Linked DNA regions of Mus musculus: regions 2, 3 and 4 are each linked to region 1. A link is a loop called in an ENCODE intact Hi-C map of the cell type or tissue named here. Cell type or tissue: left cerebral cortex. All regions are shown on one strand.

Region 1 (5,000 bases):
GAGCAGATAAAGAGGAACACTCTTTTGCCCAGATGTTTCAGCTCAAAACATAAATACAAATACAGCATGAAGGCAACAAATCCAGACCCATTCTTTTCTTTGCTTTTTTTTCTCTTTCCTTTCTTTTCTCTTTCTTTCTTTCTTTCTTTCTTTCTTTCTTTCTTTCTTTCTTTCTTTCTTTCTTTCTTTCTTTCTTTCTTTCTTTTTTTTCTCCAGAATAGCTGTGCTTGGAACTTGAGCTGACATACTGGGGGCTTGTCCTGAATAACCTTCACAGGTTATACATGTCTTCTTCCATCCTGATCCTCAGGTACAAACAGAAGGTTCCTGCAATTTCTGTTCACTAAGGGGAGAGGGTGGGGTGGAGGTCAATTAGTTACCTGCAATGTTGATAAAAATAGAAAGCTTACAGTTCCAAAGAAAAAGTGACCATATTTAGGGGTACACTGGCCACTGTTGGCACCGACTGAACCAGGTTGAAATGTTATATTCAAAGGCTGACATATTACAAAGAGCTTGGACATTGTACTAAACCGGGTCCTAGTCTGCTTATCCTTTCCAGCTGGGAGGAGGAGGAAATCAGGTTTACACCCCTCACCCCTCTGGGAAAGGAACAAAAGCAAATGCTTGGCACAGCTGGGGAAAGGAAAAAAAAAAGAAGGAAGAAAAGCCCTCCTACTTTTTCAGGACCCTGGGGGCCCGCAGCTCTGCAGAGTCCCCTTTGCATTTCTTCGCAGTTAACTCACTCCAGTGGCCACAGAAGCAATTTCCACCAATTTCCACACCTGGCAATGGCCAGGGACAGGTTGAGGGGAGGGGTCCTTCTGGGAGCACCTCTTTTCCCTAGCTCTCTGAATGGCTTCTAATTAATCCTTCTTAGTCTCTGCCTGAGCAGGGGAAGCTGGAATAGTAGGCAGCTATCTCCTGAGGACATCACTACCAAATACCTGCATCCAATCTCCTCCCACCCCCGCCCTCCCCCCTCCACTGGTCATAACTTCCCTTTGTGGTCTTTCATAGGCCAGTTTTGGCTGTGCTTAGAAAAGCTTCCCACAGGAGGGCGGGAAGGGTTGGGTGCACCATCTCTCCCAGGCCAGTAAGGGGAACACAACCTGGGCTCACTCTCAAATCTGCAGTGAGGATTTGGACTCGCCTTAACCCTTTGATTGGAGACAGGAGTCTATTCTCATTTGGGACCCACTGAAGTATGAACCCTAGCTCAGAGATATCCTTAGTTCGCCTGATGCCCCTATTCCGCACACAGGCACAGCATAGACCCGCACCTTTGGCCCCCTTGAGGCTAGTTTTAATCATAGCCTCACACTCTGCCCCAAACGTGCATGGGGAAGTGACAACCAGCAGAAAGGAAAGCTGGAGAGCAGAAAAAAACTTGGCAGTGAAGCACGGCATGGCCAGGCGTCTACTTACGAAATTTGGGGCTGGTGCTAGTTTCTGGGGTGGTGGTAGTGGAGGAGGTGGAAGAGGGTGAGGAGGAAGAGGCGGCAGCAGCATCCTGAAAGGGTGACAGGGTCCAGGAGGGAGTGGAATCGTGGAGGTAGGAGGAGGTAGCATACGCCGCAGTGGGCCAGGAAGGCATCGCCTGCGTACTGGGGGCTCCTGGCATCGGGGGTCGGGAGCCGGGCGTGCTGCTACTGAAGAAAGGGGCCGTGGTGGACAGGACCGTCGGAGGGGCAGCAGTGTTCCGTGCTGTGGTAGAGCGCGGGCTAGCCCGGATGGGAACCCGGTGCCCAGGGAAGCGGGTGGGTGCCCGTGTGATGGTGGTCAAGCGGGTGCTAATCCGGTTAGGCGTCCTGGAAGAAGCGGCGCCGCCGGCAGAGGGGGTGGCGGGGGACGTGGTAGAAGTGGTTGTTGTGGTGGTTTCCATAGCCTTGGGGAAAGAGCTGGGCTTGGAGAGGAAGAAGGGGTCCTGGCCCATTCCCTTGGAGTCCACCAGGTCCGTGGGCACGTACTCCTTGACGGAGCCTACCACGATCCATTTAAGCAGCATGAGGCTGAGCCCCAGGCCGATGAAGCCGATGAACAGAGGCACCACGCACAACCACGTCTGCTGCCGGTTCCACACGATGCAGTCGCTACAGCGTAACTCCCGGGGAGGTTCGGCCGCCCCTTCTCCGCCGCCGTCCGGGCCCCCGCCCGCCGCCGCCGCCGCCGCAGCCGCCGCGGTGCCCTCCTCGGCTGAGGCGGCGGCTGCCGAAGCGGCACCAGGTGGCGAGGCACCGGCCGCCCCTTCACTCATCCTAGGAGCCGATCTTCACCTTCGCCCCCCCGAGGGCCGCGCCAGAGGCATGGGGCCGCGCGGGCCGGGCGCGGGCGCGGGCGCGGGCTCCGGCGGCGGCGGGCTCCGGCTCAGGCAGCGGCCGCGGCGGCCGCATGCAAATCGGCTCCCTGCCCCCACGCCCCTCCCCCCGAGAGGCGGGCGGCGGGCGGGGAGGAGAGGACGGGGGAGGGGACGCGGGCCGGGGAGGGGGCGGCGAGGCGCTCGGTAGAGGGGCGAGACCGGCCCGGGCGCCGCCGGCCGGTCAGGGAGCGGCGGGGCGAGTCTGCAGCCCGCCTAGGTGCCTCCTGCGCGACGGGGTCCCTCGGCTGCCGGTGGTGCTGATGCTGCCGCTGATGCTGATGCTGATGCTGCCTTGGATGCTGATGCTGATGCTGCCGCTGGTGCTGATGCTGCCCGCCGCCTGTGTGCGCTCCAGCCTCGCCGGCATCCTCGGTGCGCCGCGCCCGGCCCGCTCCCTGGGGCGTCCGGCCGCACCGCCGCTGTCCCCACCTCAAATCCTCACGTCACCCTCAGGGGCCCCGGCGAGCAGTAGCTGGATGCTGGGCGCCGACAAGCCGCATTCCGACACAGGGGGCCAACCTAGCAGCCCCTCGCCCAGCCCGTACGCAGCGTTGCACGGTGGTTACTCGGCGAGCCTGGGCGATGAGGTGCACCTGTTCTTCAGCCGGCCCGCAGCCAACCCTCGGTCAACGCTCTCCGGGAGAAACCAATCCTAGAGCAGCGCGGAGGGCGAGCGACCGGGCTCGCCTCGCTCCCGCCGCCCGCGGCTCTGCGCCGCTACTGCCGCCGCCACCGTGAGTCAAACTCCAGCAAGCTACCCCGCCGCTCAGGAGCGGGGTACCCCGGGGCGCACCCCGACCAGCACGCAGAGGATACCAAACAGCTCCGGTGACGCTGCCTGGCCGACCCGGGCTAGCAAAAATGGGAGATAGCGACAGGGGTCCCGGACGTCGTGACCGCTGCTCCAAGCGTTTTCTTGCACTCAACCAGGCGGCTTCGGGTGTATGTGTGTGTGTGTTTGTGTGTAGAGTCGCCGCGGACAGGGTGGGATTCGGGCAGAGTTGCGCCTCCCACCAACACCTAATGGTGCTGTCTTACTGTGTGCTAGATAAATAAATGATCCAAGCGGACCCCCGTTGGAGAAGTACGGCACTAGGAGCTCTGTGGAGCAGCCGTGAACAGGTCTCTGGTGTGGATCCTGCGGGGTCAGACACTGAAGCTGCTGGGAGAATGCGCACGGGCGTGTTAGGTGGGAGGGCGCCTCTGAGCTCCCCTGCCCCGCCGCGGTGCGGCTGGACAGAGAACCACCTTTGCTTTGGAGTTGCTGAGAGCTGCTGCTGAAGCAGACGACCTTTCTGTGATCAGATCTCGAAGCCATTAACTTACCTTTTAAAAAGTATTATCTTTAAATGTAGGTACGCCCTGGGAAACAAGGCGAGAGGCGAAGATGAGAAAAGATGCTGGCTAGTCTCTTAAATTTCATAGCCGGTTTCTTCCTTTTGGTAGAGGGAGATCAGAGTATTTCCAATCTCGGGTACACTGTGGTACCTCCCTGAGGACCAGGTATAGCACAGACAGGAAACGGGCAAGAGCCAGGGCTACCATGATATACATACGCTGGTCCTGTAAAGCGATGCTTCCCACCCTACCCAGATTTCTCGGCTAAGGTAGAAACGAAAGAGGCTTTTTTTTTTCATTTATTTATTTTTTACAAGTGTCATGCAAGGATGGGAGAGTGAGAATGGCATCTTTCTTATCACGTACCTCCCAGGGCTGTCCGAGAATGCAGTCAGCATTGTCCTGTCCTGTGATGCACTCCACAAAGACGAAGTTTCCTAGGTATCCATTTTATTCACACGTTAAGAGCAAAAGAAAATGCTAATCTAAGGAGATGGCAGAGTGCAGAGAATACGTTCAAACAGGAAGCCCTTGAGGGATTGTGCCTACCAGAGTTCTTTGCACAGGCGTGATTAATAAATTACTTTTTGATGGCAGTAATGTGGCTGTCACCTCTTTCAGCTCTAACACTGAGACTTACCCCATAGGAAAATCTTTGGTTTTTAATTTAACCAAACATGCCCTAACCCAGTAGGGCAGAATGATGCCTTCCAGAATTTCAATGGGGAAACAAGCAAAACAAACAAACAACAACAAAACATTAAATCCATACTCCTTTGGCTTTCTGATGCAAGACACAAGTAAAAATGTCTTAACCTTCTGTGGGCTGACAGGCATCTGCTCCGTGCCTTCTCATGCAGTAAAATAAAAGCATTTCCACATTGTAGTAGGTGCTGCTGTTGACACTTGAGAAAGAAGATTTCTTTTCCACACTTAGTTCATCATCATCCCTCCCAAATCCCACCCCCAGTATTCTGTGTTCTTTGCCTTCTTCCTCCCCCACTTGAAAGGTTCCAAAACACAAAGAGAGGTGCTGCAATGCTTTTGTGGATAAATGCTCTCTTCCTGAAACCACAATTGGACAGTATCCACATTCTCTTCATTGCTTCCCAAAGCCTTCTTCCAAATTCCCTCTCCTTCTCCTTTCTACTTCGATTTAAAAGCTTATTCGTGGTTCCCTATTGAGTTCCGGTTTTCCTGGAACACCAGTCATGGTATATCAGCTGCTCTTACAAGGAAACATCTCCAGAGGGAGCAGGGCCAGCAGAGCCCATTGCTTTGATGATTTTCTATTAAGGATCAG
Region 2 (5,000 bases), 480 kb before region 1:
AAAACTCAGATGATTCTTACAGATGTCACACTGAGATCCTTTTTAAATTCATGATCATTTTTTCTTCTTTTCCTTGTTAAGGACTTGTTTCATTTTTTTTTGAGAATTTAACATGTAATTACTGGATTTGCATTATTACTACACCTCTTTTTCCCCCTCCAACCCTTGTGCTTTTCACTCTTTCTAAACTTTATGATCTTATTTTCTCTAATTATCGTTTTAAACACACACACACACACACACACACACACTACTGATTGGATCACCTGTCAGGATATTCATCCCTCCTAAGACTCAATCTCCATCTCTCATCAGTCATTGATTGCCAGTAGATCCTCATCTAAGGATGAGAGCTGTGGAATTTCTCCTATGTTCATTGTCATACCAACTGAGGCTGTCTTATTTATTGCTGTGACTAACAATATTAATCACTTCTTCCTTTATACAAGCCTGTTACTTTATGTTTTACACTAACACCTTATATCCAGCACTTTATGTTCAGCAGGACAGCATTATATAATTTTCATAAATAATGGTGGAATGAAGTTTAATGTATCTTCTTACCAGTTAATTCCTATAAGTAAAAATCCATATATTTTTAGAGATGACCCCCCCCAAAATAATCTAAGCTGATTTTGTTTAAGAGAAAATGTTTAAACTGTCCTATGTTTGAAATGCTTTCTAGCAATTTTAAAAGGCAAGTCAGATCATAGCAGTGATGGGGAAAGGCCTCTTTACCATAGACTGAACACAGCTAACTACATAAGTAGTCTGTTAAAGTACTGAGGAGAAAGAAGTAAGCTGTGGCTAACTCAGCCAAGTAGGATTTCACTAGTTTATATTGAAGATTTTAATATTGTTTTTGAAAATACTTTAAATGATGGTAAATAAATGGATTTTTAAGATTTTGATTTTGTCTTTTCTCTCTTATTTTTTCATTTTTCTTTTGGCTGTTCATTCATGTAAATCTCTCTGCCCTTATTTTTTTTTCTTTTCTGTAAACATCACTCTTAGGATTTCACCCTACATGGCTATCTGTTTTCACATTACCACTTTTGCCTTCTTGTTCTCTGTCTTCATAGTTCTGCCCCAGATTATGATGCACTTCAAAGTCAAACAACATCATAATGTCTAACCAAAGTCTTACACTAATATGTTAAAGCCATTGTCCCATGTCCCTAAACCATCTCCTACGCAAAGAGAAAATAGCTACCATAGTTGACACTTCAAAATCTATGTTCCTCATATATTAATTTCATCCTCATAGATAATCTCACTACACCCCTGAAACTACCCATCACATCCAGATTTCATTCTCTGTCTCTGATAAAGGCATCTGTGGGAGGAGCCTCTGCTTAGAGGTCAGCCACCATTTGTGGGCTGGAAAAGTCCAGATGGAGAAACCACTGTCCAGCTTTTAAACATTGCTCATGTGGGCTCCCCTGAATCCCCATCTGTAGTTATTGCCCAGGTGTTCATTGGGCCCAATCCACAGGGTATGATCTCATGGTCTAAGTGACTCAGGTGGAGCACAGCATGACCAAAGGCCAAGTTTTTCCTTTCTTGGGTTATAACACAAAAGGAACAGCTAGCAGTCCTATTCAGGCTGCACAGGGCATATCCAGCATGTATATCTTACATTAGGTTTTCAGGGTGGTCTCTTAGAATGCTATGCACATCTAAATGTTTACTCTTCATCGCTCTGCAGGCTGGTGATGGAGGAGGGAAGACCACAAATACCAAGGCTGATGCTAAAATTCTTTTTTTTTTTCTCCCTAAATTCCATAGGTCTTTTTGAACAAAAAGGAAAACCAAACAAAACAACATTATAAATAATTTGAGATATCGGGCTCCAAGTTCTCATTAGGGGCTGAACGTTCAAGATTTTCTTTTCACTCTTTGTCCAAAACTTAATTCTTTCCACTTTCTAGTTCAAATGCCTGAGCAAGAGGTCATGGTCAAGTTCTGCCAGAAGTGCTGCTACTATAGTCTCTGTCACAAGGTGGCAGCATTAAGCAAAGTGGTAGCCTTAAAAAAATGAAAAATAAAGTAAAAATCAGCAAGTCAGCCAGAAATGCTATATTTATGAAAATCTCAGCCTTCTGTAGATAAGTAGGTTAGAGTTAGCCTGTCTGCTCTACAGGGTTATAGGTCTCCCTAACCCACAATATGCTGAACACAGAGAAGCCAGGGCAGACCTTATGCCCAAGAATGTGTTCTCAGGCTGTAGGTTTAAACTGGTGTGTTTCATTGTGAGCACACTCTGTTTCTTGACTCCCTCTTGCCCTTGATATCAATCAGGCCATTCTCCCTAGAGAAGCACCCTTCATTTTGAATGGAACGGCATCGCTTGGATTCTTGATCTCTATCCTCTCAGAAGAATTTAAGCTCCTTAATAAACTGCTCCAAGCTTCTTCTAATTCTGGCATCCCACAGCGTCTACAGGACGCTGCTGGCAGCATAGGCATACACACGCACACACTCACTTTCAGTCTATGTCACTGTCTCAGGTTTCTTACCCTAATTATGCAGGATCTGGGTGCATGTTTTTTTCACATAGGCAAAGCTAGAGAATTTATTAGATGAAACCACCTTTGCTACAAGCGCTCTTGCTGTGCCTCCTACACAGTGAATGGACCAGCAGCATCAGATGGTGAAAATATATAAAATATGCATGCAATGAATGTGCTGCTTCCTTATCTAGCAGCTCACTATCTTGCCAGTGCTCTGGAAAGTATTTCAGATAAAGAAAATAATAATGGATAAATTTGCATGGTGATCATATAAAAGATATAAAAGGTTTATTAAAGACAAATAGACTACAAAAGCTCACATTATTCAAATTAGCAAGTAGAAGCTGAGCCAATGTCTGCAAAACAGTTTGCAATTAAAAGCCAGGAACTTGCTTATATCCTTGAGCCAAGCAATTTCGTTTTTAGGTTCCAATTTTAAAGACACATCACATGAGAAGATTTCAGCCTATTTACGAATTTCACTGGTGCTCTCCTAGTCGAGAGAAAGTGAGCATTCAGTCCATGTGTTCAAGAGTCTGGACAGAAGTAGAAAAAAAAATGAAAGGAAAAGGAAGAGTGAGGCAACTAGAAATCTTTCAAAACGATAGCCATTGAGTACTTGCTAAACCTGGAGATAGTGATCGTACTGAAACTTAAACACTGACGATCACAGAGTCTCCTGTAGCAATCTAGAAATGTGCCCACGTTGTTCAGGAGCAGGACACAAAGTCAGACTGGACTATAAGGAAACAAAAGTGGAATGCTCAGACTAAACAGGCTGAAAAGATGCTGGTCGACAGCAGCAGCATTTCCGTGAATATTCCAGTTTCTCTGCTGGTAAGGTAGGAGTGATTGGAAAGCACTTGCACTAACATAAAATTATATGCTCATAAATAAGGAGACTTGGTCAGCCATCACACGGCCTGTGGTGGCAGTACAGAGCAGCATCCCTCACTTAGCTGCCTACTGCCATGATCTGGGCAGCTGGGACACCTAACAGAGATCTGAATGGCTTGTTGAGTTTCAGCACCAAAATCTTAATGTTGGATCTCAATGATTCCTCTCTACAATTGATACTGAAAAGTTCTGTTTGAAGGCATTGCTAGCCAAAGCCAATCCCATGTCTCCTAATACCCACATGGCATGTGATGGGATGTAAAATTGTAGTTCCACCCTAATCTATTGAGCCAAAATTTGAGCCTGTGCTTGTTCATTTATGAGTTTGATAAGCTCTTCTTCTATAGCCTAGGATGACTTCAAACTCGCAGTCTCCCTTTTCAGCCACCTGAGTACTAGGATTCCAGATATGAACTTACAGAAAAACTGTCAGGCTTGTATTTTTAACACCTCCTGGCTATGCACATGGATGTGGCAATGTGGGAAGGATGGGACCCAGAAGGGGTAGTGAGGATGGCAGATATCTCCATTGTGTAAGTGTCTCTGAGATAGTCACATAATGCTTAACTTGAACCACTGGGCAACTACGTTTACTTCCATAAACAGCTTTTTTTTTCCTGGCATACCTATATTTTTATTGGCTAGGAATACAGCCAGCTCCTAGTTGTTATCAACACAAACAAAAACACAGGCTTACTCACTTTTTTTTCAACAGTTAATCTAAAGTGACCTTTAGAAGGGACTCCCAATTCCACCACCATTACCCAATAAAGAAATTAAGGCCTATACAGACCAAATATAACAACATAAATCACACAGCTAGGGAGCAGAAAAGCCTAACTTTGAATAGATCTTCATAAATCAATATTGTCCTTTTGAAAAGCCCCATCTTCTGCAAAATTTGCTTAGTGGGTTGTTTGGTTTACATGTCAGAACTTCCCAAGTTTTAAAATGATATACTAAATATGAACATGCACATATTCCAAGCACTAGATGTGTCATCCTATATGAGACAGACAATTGGACAGTATAGCTACTGCCATTCTTTAACAAGTACTCCATCTACGGCTTTGAATGTCACCAAGAGTCCTTTCCACTAACTTGCAAAACCTGCACACACCCATGATATATGAGAGCAATGTTGTAACAGAAGCTTGCAGGAACAATGGCTTATGAAGCTACCTCAAAGTAGAAAGCCATGAGATGGATCCTTGCAGCAGACACTAATGGATATTGATTGGCAGGTATGTGAACTAACAAGTTAACTAAGGGAGATAAGGAAGCTCTTCCAGAGAACACATGGGCAATTTGCTGAAAGGACACATGAAGAGTCATTCAAGTATAATTGTTGAGGTTCAGACATATAGTAACAGAAGAAATACTCAGACTTCTAGACAGGATCATAGTTCCATTGTGTGCTGAGTAACAAGGAAGTTTTTCCCAGTTCCAATATGGGCAGTAGGCCTTCATCTAAGACAAAGTAGGCTTCACCTAGAACCTTAAAAATACAGTATATCAGGTGCTATTCCAGAACTAGTATCTCTGAATGTGCACTTGCACTGAATTCCCATACAGATACATGATCCATGT
Region 3 (5,000 bases), 380 kb before region 1:
GTGGCATCAGTGGGAGAGGATTCGCCTGGTCCTCTAGCGACTTGATTTGCAGAAGTCTTTGCCCAAGATCTCCAAAAGAGGAGGAGAAGGTGGAATGGGGAGAAGACTTTCATTAAGGGGCGTTGGGAGGAGGGGCTGATATTGGATTGTAAAGTGATTAAATATGAATAAATAAATAAATAAATAAATAAATAAAAGTAGTAAAATAGAGGAGAGGTCCTTTCCCTAACTAGGAAGTGACAGGGAGTGAAGGAAGAACATATGAGGAGCTGTGGGAAATTGGAGACTGTGTGTCAACCTGATCACTGTATGAAATTCTCAAAATTAATGAAATGTATTTAAAAATACCAAAATTAATTAACAATATAAGCAAATAAACGTTGAGTATACTTTGTTATTAAATAATTAATCAGGTTTCAATTAAACATGATACATTCCATGTTCATGTTGTGTCATGTTGTTCTGATTTTATTTTATTTTTTTCCTGGGCTTTGTTCACACTGCCAAGGACTCCCAGCTAGCTGAAAGGGCATGTTTTAAAATATGAAAAGAAAATTTTATTGCAAATATCTCAGCATAACTGGGTTGAGACCTGTAAGGAAGTGCAGGAAGGGGCACTGGAAACTCCTCATCATGTCTACATAGCCCCTGTCATTCCTTTAGGTAAGTCACTCACATAGATGATCATGCTGATGTTGGGGGTGGCTGACTACTCCTTAGTAAAATACTCTTACATCTTAGTTGACACATAGTTACACATGTGATGGGATACAGTGAGATGATGAACATTTGTTATATAGATAATGGAAAAGCTACAGTACACTGAGAAGGACATGAGTTAGGTAAAATGGAGCATGCCCAGCTGCAATAACTGGGAGGCTTCAAAAAACATGGACTGCTGGAGAATGAGAAAATACAGCCCACTAATGGAATGAGAGTACTACAGAAGAAAACTAGTTGAGATCTGAGCAATGGAGTTGAAACTAAGAAAAAGACACAAAGTCTGGAATTAAGTGGGGCTCTGGACAATCGAATCTCATTCAGTCAAGTGAGACTCCACATGAAAGTTTCATTACAAAACTAATGAAAAGATCCAATAATCTTATGAAATGTTTACTAACCACTGGAATTTGAAATAAATCCATCAATAAATGTGTTAAAATGGTAGCCTTTAATATTTTCATTAATTGCTATGCCAGTTTAATTCTAACTTGTCAATAGTTAAAAAAAAAAGCTGTGTTTGAATATTCAATTAGAACGTGCTCCTCAAGAAATGGCATGAATGAAATGTCTTTTACAATTTAAATCGTTCTTTTCTTGTCATCTGTATGTCTCATCATATTCATATCCTAGTGTTCCTTAATCAAGTACAAATATATCATACTCACTTCATTCAACTGCATCCCTAGAGGAAGTAGTTGAAAGTAAAATTTTAAGATGAAAGGCTTCAATAAGAGCTAACAATGACTCTATACATGACAACTGCTTCTTCCCTTAGTATAGGGATTGGGAATTAGAAGACAGTTTGGCTTTGTTTTAGTTCATGCAGTCTTCTACGCAGCCTTGAACTTGAGCAGAAGCACATTTGTGTTCTTGGGAGGGAATTATGTAAGACTTCCTGTCATCATTTTTCACTCTACTGCTCACTTCTGCACACACTCTTGCCCACATCTATTCAATGTTCCTCATTCTGACTCCTGAATTCATATTCACAGACAACATTAGACATTATATTTGAATTGAAATTAAAGTAAGATTTCTAACATGTTGTCTCTTCTTCCACCCTGTCTGAAATTACAGTTATTTTCAGAGTTGAAAAGCCAGGCAATCACAACTGGGCATGGAAGATTGCAGTGAGACTTGCACTCTATTGTTTCATTCTTCTGACTAGACTCTTAGAATTGTGTAATTGTAACTTCAGCCATGATGTGTGTTGAAACTGAGTGACACTGGTAAGGAAGGAGAGAGGAATGTTTCAGAGATAAGTGTTGTCCATATTTATCACCAAGTCATTCTCTTTCTAGAGATGAGGAAATAAGGCCATCCTCACTATTCTTTTGAAAGAATAAATGAGTCCTGGTATTTTGTTCTCTATTTTGGGTTTATGTGAACTCAGTTCCTTCTGGTTTCCCCATACCTTTGACTTAAATATTCTTTTTCTCACCATTATTTTTTCAAAGCTCACCCCATGCATCCACATGAAAAACAGTATTTGTAAGAGAAACTACAGATTATGTACATCTTAAGAAAATATTCAAAGTGGATTTCATATGTACATAAGTATGTTATAATTTTCAAAATTTGTTCAAAATATTGTTTGATACATTTTCTCCCCTTCAATGAAATTTCAAAAGGCCCATTAGAGTGCTGTGGTTTATAATTAATGAAATTGAATCACATCCATTTTAAATTTAAAATACATGTTTTCAAAACCTTGAGGCATACAAAAATAATGTAGCTATTTAAGAAAAATTAAAAATAAATTAGCGAGTTTTTGTGAAGCAAAGGAGAAAGTATGAATAAAACATTCTTGTTCTTTCCTGGCAGTAAATGTGCAGAATTGGCAGTGCTGTCTTTTCTATAGAGAGTCTTCAGGGCTTGGGGGGAATGTTCCAGAAATATAACTGAGAAGTCAAATGCTTGAAGCAATAAAGAGGCATGGGCAGAGACCATGGGATCAGCATAAAAGCATGAGGATTGGGGAAAGCAAGGAATAATATTCAAATACAGAAGTATGCATAGGTAAAGCAGATGCAGTAGAAGGTGTAATACACACAAATTGGAAATGATTAAATGATAGGGGACCTTAAAGTCGATGGGAAAAATTAAAAGGCAAGCACAACTTATATTTAGGGGCAAGAGGCAATGAGGAACTTCTAAAGAGGTTCAAATGTTCAACCAGATGATAAATGTGGAGGACTTTGATCTCTCCCCTAGGTACGTGAACCAACTCACAACCTTAAAAGGCTGCCAGGTTTAATTTAAGGTCAGAGGAAACTTTGTGAAGGAAAAACAAAGAAACCTGAAGAGAGCAGAAGTAATTCTTCAAAACTGTGATGAAATAAGCTCTGTTTCATGCAAAGGATGCAAAGACAATGAAATCGATTCTGGAACAGAGCAGGAAAGGCAGGCTACAATGAAGGGCACACAGTACACGTTCAGAAATTGGGTGACAGCATCATGCTATGATATACTGAGAGTCATCTCAAATGTTCAAAATTCAGCAACAAAACCGTGCACGTAATCAATCCTGCGTATTACTTTTATTAATGGGAGATGTTTGAGACTAGGAAACAAATCACATTTGCTTATCCACTATTTTGACATAAAGGTACACCAAGATATTTCTTATGATTAGATATTGGCACTTGATACACACAGTTAGAAATTTCAATTTTCTTGACTCACAGCCAATTTTGTAATGCTCCAGTGGCTTCCATTTATAACCAGTAAAATCCAGGCTCCTGGCTGGAACCACAGCCCTCTCTATTTTGAACAGGCTAGAATCGTTAGCACAGTTGTTCACAAATCTAAGCTTGTGATGACCTGGCTATTCTTTCACGTTCAGGCATGTTTGTCCTTCTGTCTGCTTGGAACAGAGCTTTAAGCCTAAGTGTTCATAAAGCATCATGCATGCACAAATTGTTTCAAACATGTCAAATACTTGCCCACAGTTTAACAGTGATCTCCCACAACAAACCTTGGTAACGTCTACTCCATTAGTTCATTTCCTTAATAGAAAATAATATCTGGTATGTTCACAGCCTGAAATCTACCCTTTGAATGCATCCTCATAGGTCTAATGGGCTTCTTATTTTTGTAAAACACTGTTGTTCAAGTACTTAGAATGACCTTGGTGGCAGGAAGTGCATCTAAATATTTGTTGAATAAAATGTCATTTAATAATTTCTTTAAAGGAATAACCAATAATATCTAGATATCCAAAATATCCAAAATACTCAAAAATATCTAGATGTAAGCTATCCTAGTAAATGAGAGAAAATACACTTCCAAAGAAAGATCCAGAGTTGTAAACAACGTTCTACTACTGATATGTTAAATTTGACACAATTAGTAATATCGAACTCTCATGGCTTCATCTTCACAGTGAGCTTATACTTATTGCTAAAAAAGAAAAGAATCTGTAATATTCTTTACAAGGTTCAAATTAACTACATTTAATTAATTAGTAACTATAGTGCTATATTATGTTTAGTCAAAGACCCATTTCAACATATCATATCATTATATATAGCAGAGAATATGACTTAATACAATTCAAAGAGGAATTTTAATAGCCATGAAGAACATCGACAACTGTTGCTTCATACTATATGGAAAAAAATACCAACCCATATCAAGTCAAATACTGTAAAGAATCATATCTCTCTATACATATCTATCATCTATCTTAAGTTAATTATAAAGACTGCTTATGATAAAATGAAAATTTTATGAATCAAAAATATATTTTATATACCCAACCCAAGCACTGGAGGTTAGTAACATAACATAGAATGGCCACACAGGGTACTGGATCTTTACTCTCCCCATCATATGGCTGACCTGGAGCTAAGCCTCTGTGGTACTGACTGGTACCATGAGTGAATGAGTTCCCCAAATGACTAAAGGGGCAGAGTTAGGATTTTTACACATAATAATCTTAGTGCCCTCCATGTTGAAGGACCTGTAAAAACAGATCCTCCCAACTACCTTGTGTGTTTCCTGATTCTTGTTGGAGAATTACATTGGACGTCTTATACTTTAAAATGACCCCAAACCCAATGCTACCAGGACAAATCTGTCTTTCTCTAATACATACATTGCTTCCTCATTCAGTACTGTAGGGAAAGTAAGCTTTCATTATGACTCTGATGTCTCTGTAGGACAATACAATTCTCAGAGCTAAGGTATGGCCCAATTTATTCAATGAAGAAGGGAACTTAGATATTATAATCAAAATGAAAATAAAATAGAGAATCTAGAATATGACCATTTAC
Region 4 (5,000 bases), 370 kb before region 1:
CATACACACAATCAAATGATATGTAATCATTGAGGGTAACTTTTATCAGTTGTCTGAGATGGCATATGCCAGGTTTTACCACTTGAATTGTATTCTACTCCATCCTTTGTATGAAGAATTTACAGGAAGTAAGAAGCTGTGTACATAAAAACTTTCAGTTGAAGAGACTACAGAAGGTTACATGAACTTCACTGAAGATTAATTCTTCTTCATTTCCTTATTTTTGAAATGATTCATTTTCAATAGTGTCATGTTATTGATATTCGTTTTGAGCTTTGAATTCTCATGTACAACTAACTAGTTGAGTTACTCTGCTGCTCAGTGTCCCACTTGTAGCCACTAACATGTCTTTTGCATGACGTCCATTTCCCTGACCCTTCATTAATGTGAACTTCTGATTTGTTTTAACTATTTTCTTGCTTTCAGATGCTTTGAGATGTTCAACAGCCATATATATTTCTCATCCTCAACTTACAATATTAGAATCCTGGCTTCTCTTAGGAACTTTGATTTCTTTTCTTAAGGGAGTGTGATCTGGACACTTTTTATGCTGCATTTATGAGCATTGTGAGCCCACATAACATTTTTAAAACAGACAAAATGTAGTTTCCTTCCATTATTACATGGAACATGATGTAAGTTCTCAGTACATAGGTTATTGTTTCAAAGCATTTGATACACGAATATGGACCACTTTACAGGTGATGTTAGATGTGATGTCAAGCTCATGAGGTAATGTTAAAATGTGTGCCTGTGTAAACAGGAGAAGACTGTGCAGACAAGAAGACAGAATGGATGCTTTGGGTAAAGCAATTCTTCTTGTCAAAGACCCTTGTGCTATCAACAAAAACTCAAAATGGAGAAAGGCTCTGGGAAAGATTCAAGCTAACATGTATATAGGAGAACATGTAATGATTAGTCACGATGAAAATTGGGGGATGGGGGTAGGGGTTAAAAAGACATGACTCCAAAGAGGAAAAGGTAAAACCACAGCCAGTGTCTGCATTCATTGTTAGTGCGGCGTTCATAGTATGTACTCTATTCTAGGAATGTTGAAAGGCGTAAGTGGGGCTTACTGGTAAGTCTCAGGAGACATTTAAATTCATCCACAGGGATTTCCTTTCCAGCTATTTTATACCAACATTCTTTGAAAAAAAGAAGGACATAAATTCAAGCCCTCCTTTGTATCTCTTGTGAGCAGCAGCATCAACCAAATCATGTACACTTTCTGAATTTCAAAGTCTATATTTGAAGTATGGAACTGAAAATATTCATGAAATTGTGAAGAAAATCATATCAAAGTTTACATGAAATTTCTTCAGCAAGCCATTTCAATATCTCTGTTTCCTCATTAATAGATCAAGTAAATAGATTCCAAGACATATACTCCAATCGCTATACAAACAAATACCTGCACAGCTATTTTTTTTTAACCACAGCAGCATTGAAATCCAAGAAGTTATGGGATATCTCTAAATAATCCTAAGCAAATGAATGTACAAAGGAGATTGTGTGTTGTACTCAATGGAATATTATTTAGTCATAAGGAACAGAACTATGTGATCTTCGGGAAAATTGATGCTTATCAACATATTAAGCAAAATAAGCCAGAAAGCCAACTATGCCATGTCTGGCATTGTAATCAGAAACTAGATATACAACAACAATAGCAAAATGACATGAGAGCAGAGGGAGAGGGTGTGGGAAAAGGTGAGGTAAAGTGAGTATAAACACAGAACTTTACATGCATGTATGGAGCTGTGAAATCCACTGTGTAATGTAACAACAAATGGGCAAAGGATAAAATATAATGCAAAAGGAGTTCATAATACACCTCACCTCCACTCCCCATGGAGACAGTTTATAAGAATTAATGCAGCCAATGTGTTCTAGCTTAGGGTTTCTATAGACAAAAGATATTTGTATTGCTAAAAGATGTACAATGTAAAAGAAATATTGGTACTCAATTGTTCATGTTTGTCTAGGCATCATTTGATCTCATCAATTGATTTACATAACCTTTTGTCAAGGTGTCGGTGTTCTTCCTTGTAGATGTTTTATCGTATGATGGGAAGAACGGACTTTAGACCTGAGAGTCTTGAGAGTGAGTGGGTGACCCTTGATGGGTGGGTGGCTCACAGCACCATGGACAGTGGCACCAGGGCTAAAGATCTAAGGGATCTTTCAAATCAGAAAGGGATCTTTTGAAAGCAGAGAACCCTTCTTCCCACCCACTACTCAGGAGTCATGTTGGGTCTGTGACTTTGTCTCTGCGAAGGAAAGTTAGGCTGGAAAACTTCACAGAGAAGCTGCACTGCCAGAAAACACCCAGGGCCACAGTGATTGGAGCTAATTGGCCTTTATTTAGCGTTGGTCTGTTCTCATCTGCCTTGTTAACCCTGATGATTACACAGTGTTTTGTGGTTTTGTTTTGTTTTGTTTTGTTTTGTTTTTACATGAAAATCTGTATCTAGCTCAGTATAGTTGATTTAAACAAAGCTACCTTTGGAAATCTCTAAATCCCACACTGATCAGTTTCTACTTAGGAAACAAGCCAAGTCTCCTCTGCGCAGTGGTCAGGAACCCTACCAGGGCCTGCCACCCTTTTCCTTCTCTGGACATTGCAGGTAGTGAGACATGAGCATATATTAATCAAAAGCAAGGAGCTAGCCCAGGACTCATCGCCAGATCCCAGCAGAGCTGTGAGAAAATCTTCACCATCTCATTCCTGTATGGGCTAGTTCCAGGGGAAAGCTTCCTCATGCATAGAGAACTGGCTGCTTCACAGAGAGCTGCTTGGGAAAGAAAGCATCTGCCTTAGGAAACCAGGTCCGACTCCCTTTGCGCTGAAGCAGAGGCCAAAGGAAGAGAGAGAAGAGAAATTTGGCTTGGGGTTGGCCTCATTCCTGGGGTAGAGGTAAAACAGGAGGAGGATAATAAGGAGAAGAAATAGCAGCCTGAACGAGTGCATCAAATCCAGCCATCTGCAGGTGTCTGCTGTAGTGGGATGTGTGAAAGCTGCAGCTAAGCTATATTTAAGTGGAGAGGACAGCCAACTGGAGAGAATCCTTTTACCAAGGTCATCTAGTAAATTTATTTTTGGCATGTGTCTATGTATGTTGATGTTGTATATCTGTATATAGAGGTCAGAGGTCAATCCCAGATGTTGTAGGTGTCATTCTTCAGAACATTACAACATTACCTTTAGATTTTGTGACAGGGACTCTTATTGGCTGCAGCTCAGTTTGACTAGGCTGGGTTGTCAGTGAGACCCTAAAGCATTGTTTCTCTCCACTTTTGGGCTTCAGATCCAAGCCAGATTTTTTTTGTTGTTTGATTATTTTGCGTTTTGTTTTTGTTTTATGTATGGGTCTACAAATCAAACTCAGTTTTTCATGTTTGCCCAGCAAGTAAGTTCTACAGACTAAAGCTGTCTTTCCATTTCAACATCCAGTAAATTCTGGGATTCAAAATTTGAGATTCCCTGATCTAGTTTGCTTTTCTGTTGTTGTGACAGAACACTGTGACCACAAGCAACCTAGGGAGAAAATGACTTATTTGGATTACACTTCCAGATCACAGTCCATCTCTAAGGGAAATCACAGCATGAACTTAAATAGAAATTCGAAGAACACATGAGGAAAGCAGCTTGCTCACTGGCTTACACTCAACTAGCTTTCCTACATAGCCTAGGACCACCTACGAATAGCACTTCTCCATGGACTGGTCCCTCTCATACTAATTTAATTAGCAATCATGACCAGTTAGCTACCCTGACTTGCCTACAGGCCAATCTAGTTGAGGCAGCTCTTCAGTTGAGGTTCCCTCTTACTAAGTCAACACTTAAGTGTGTCAAGTTGGCAGTCTAAACTAACCAGGACAACCCTCTATTGTCTGAATATCTCATAAACAAAGAGAAACCACGTAAGTCCATAGTGTTAATCCGTGATGAGGGTGTGTGTAAAATTGTTCAGTTGATGAATATTACCAACTAATTTATCTGTTTTTCTTCCAGATTTGTGCACTAAGCTGCTGTCAGTCAAACAGACATGATTTAGAGCCAAATGCAGATACTGGCTGTCTGGTTGATGTCTCTGACACAGTGCTAGACTCAGAGTGAGTAATAATCCTGTTTGGATTTTCCCCTTTTACTACTCTCCAGCAAAGTTGGATCTTAGAGCACACCCGTAGTGGTCCTAACGCCTAACAAGGAGGAAAGAGATATATCTACTTTCAAGTGCCAGGGTATAGAGAACTAAACAACTGGCTCTATATGATATATACAGTGTCATAGACTCTAAAAAGTATAATTTGACAGCATCAGATTCAGCCTCTGTCAGCAGGTGGAGATTTCTGGATGCAGTGACCAAGGAAATTTTGGTGTAGGCACCTTGGCAATGATAATCTTCTTGCTTCCTTTTTATGGACAGCCAAAATATTGCAATAAAACAAATCATAGACAAAAATTACGATTTTAAAAACCTAATTTTGATCCATAATTATTATTTGACATATTTAGTTACCATGTTTTCTATTAGTAATACTTTCAACTCCTGAATTTTCATTTCCAGAAATATCTTCATATAAGGTACTGTAAGGCCAAAAGTGATAGGTGGAGTCACTCTATGGGCATGGTTTGACTTCTAATATTGTGTGGCATCAGATGTAGTCAGAGGGCGATAACATAATGAATGACATCATCAGATCTGACAGGTCATAAGAGCTTCCTGCACTTCTGTCCCAATGTAGTTGTCATTGAAATAGGGCTTGTTGAGCTTTGTCCATTCCTGAAGTATTCTTACCATACAAACTGCATGACTCAGGTAGTTATCACACTTATAAAAATGAATGAGATGAAGAGTAACTCAGTGAGAATCTTGTTATTAGTAAAATGCACTCAAAAATTACATTTGTGTTTTAGAAGATCAAAGAATGCATTGTAAAAGTCAGGATAATTTTGTGTGGGAAAGAGGTGTTTGTACCTGTTAGTGTGGGTATGT

Evidence for each region. Hi-C counts contacts between places; a loop is a spot of excess contacts. Peaks named below come from ENCODE experiments on the same cell type or tissue, not always from the same donor. Only the 100,000 strongest peaks of a DNase experiment are listed, where the experiment ranks them.
Region 2: a loop joins it to region 1, with 9 times the contacts of the local background. A loop is called at or near these places in 4 of 42 quality-filtered maps.
Region 3: a loop joins it to region 1, with 3 times the contacts of the local background. A loop is called at or near these places in 2 of 42 quality-filtered maps.
Region 4: a loop joins it to region 1, with 4 times the contacts of the local background. A loop is called at or near these places in 2 of 42 quality-filtered maps.

What each region holds. Positions count from the first base shown.
Region 1 is chr14:39,470,544-39,475,543 of GRCm38, forward strand. Nrg3 (neuregulin 3) reads right to left here and starts at 2,545. Exons shown (of 10, transcript NM_008734.3): 1 at 1,429-2,545. The coding sequence starts at 2,257. LOC432842 (a long non-coding RNA gene) reads left to right here and starts at 1,886. Exons shown (of 1, transcript NR_131973.1): 1 at 1,886-5,000. In left cerebral cortex, CTCF peaks have their summits at 1,282, 3,067 and 3,605; DNase peaks (open chromatin) are centred at 674, 1,423, 1,877, 2,448 and 6 more places; H3K4me3 peaks cover 4,561 bases; H3K27ac peaks cover 4,472 bases.
Region 2 is chr14:38,990,039-38,995,038 of GRCm38, forward strand. The region is part of intron 2 of Nrg3 (neuregulin 3); the gene reads right to left. Among named protein-coding and RNA genes, the nearest start is that of Nrg3os, 94 kb to the left of the region's middle. In left cerebral cortex, CTCF peaks have their summits at 2,003 (motif pointing right) and 3,431; DNase peaks (open chromatin) are centred at 2,101, 2,607, 3,013, 3,426 and 1 more place; H3K4me3 peaks cover 525 bases; H3K27ac peaks cover 1,513 bases.
Region 3 is chr14:39,088,568-39,093,567 of GRCm38, forward strand. The region is part of intron 1 of Nrg3 (neuregulin 3); the gene reads right to left. Among named protein-coding and RNA genes, the nearest start is that of Gm20642, 120 kb to the right of the region's middle. In left cerebral cortex, no CTCF peak of the experiment used is centred here; a DNase peak (open chromatin) is centred at 2,591; H3K27ac peaks cover 415 bases.
Region 4 is chr14:39,104,091-39,109,090 of GRCm38, forward strand. The region is part of intron 1 of Nrg3 (neuregulin 3); the gene reads right to left. Among named protein-coding and RNA genes, the nearest start is that of Gm20642, 110 kb to the right of the region's middle. In left cerebral cortex, no CTCF peak of the experiment used is centred here; DNase peaks (open chromatin) are centred at 2,906, 3,643 and 4,041; H3K27ac peaks cover 2,165 bases.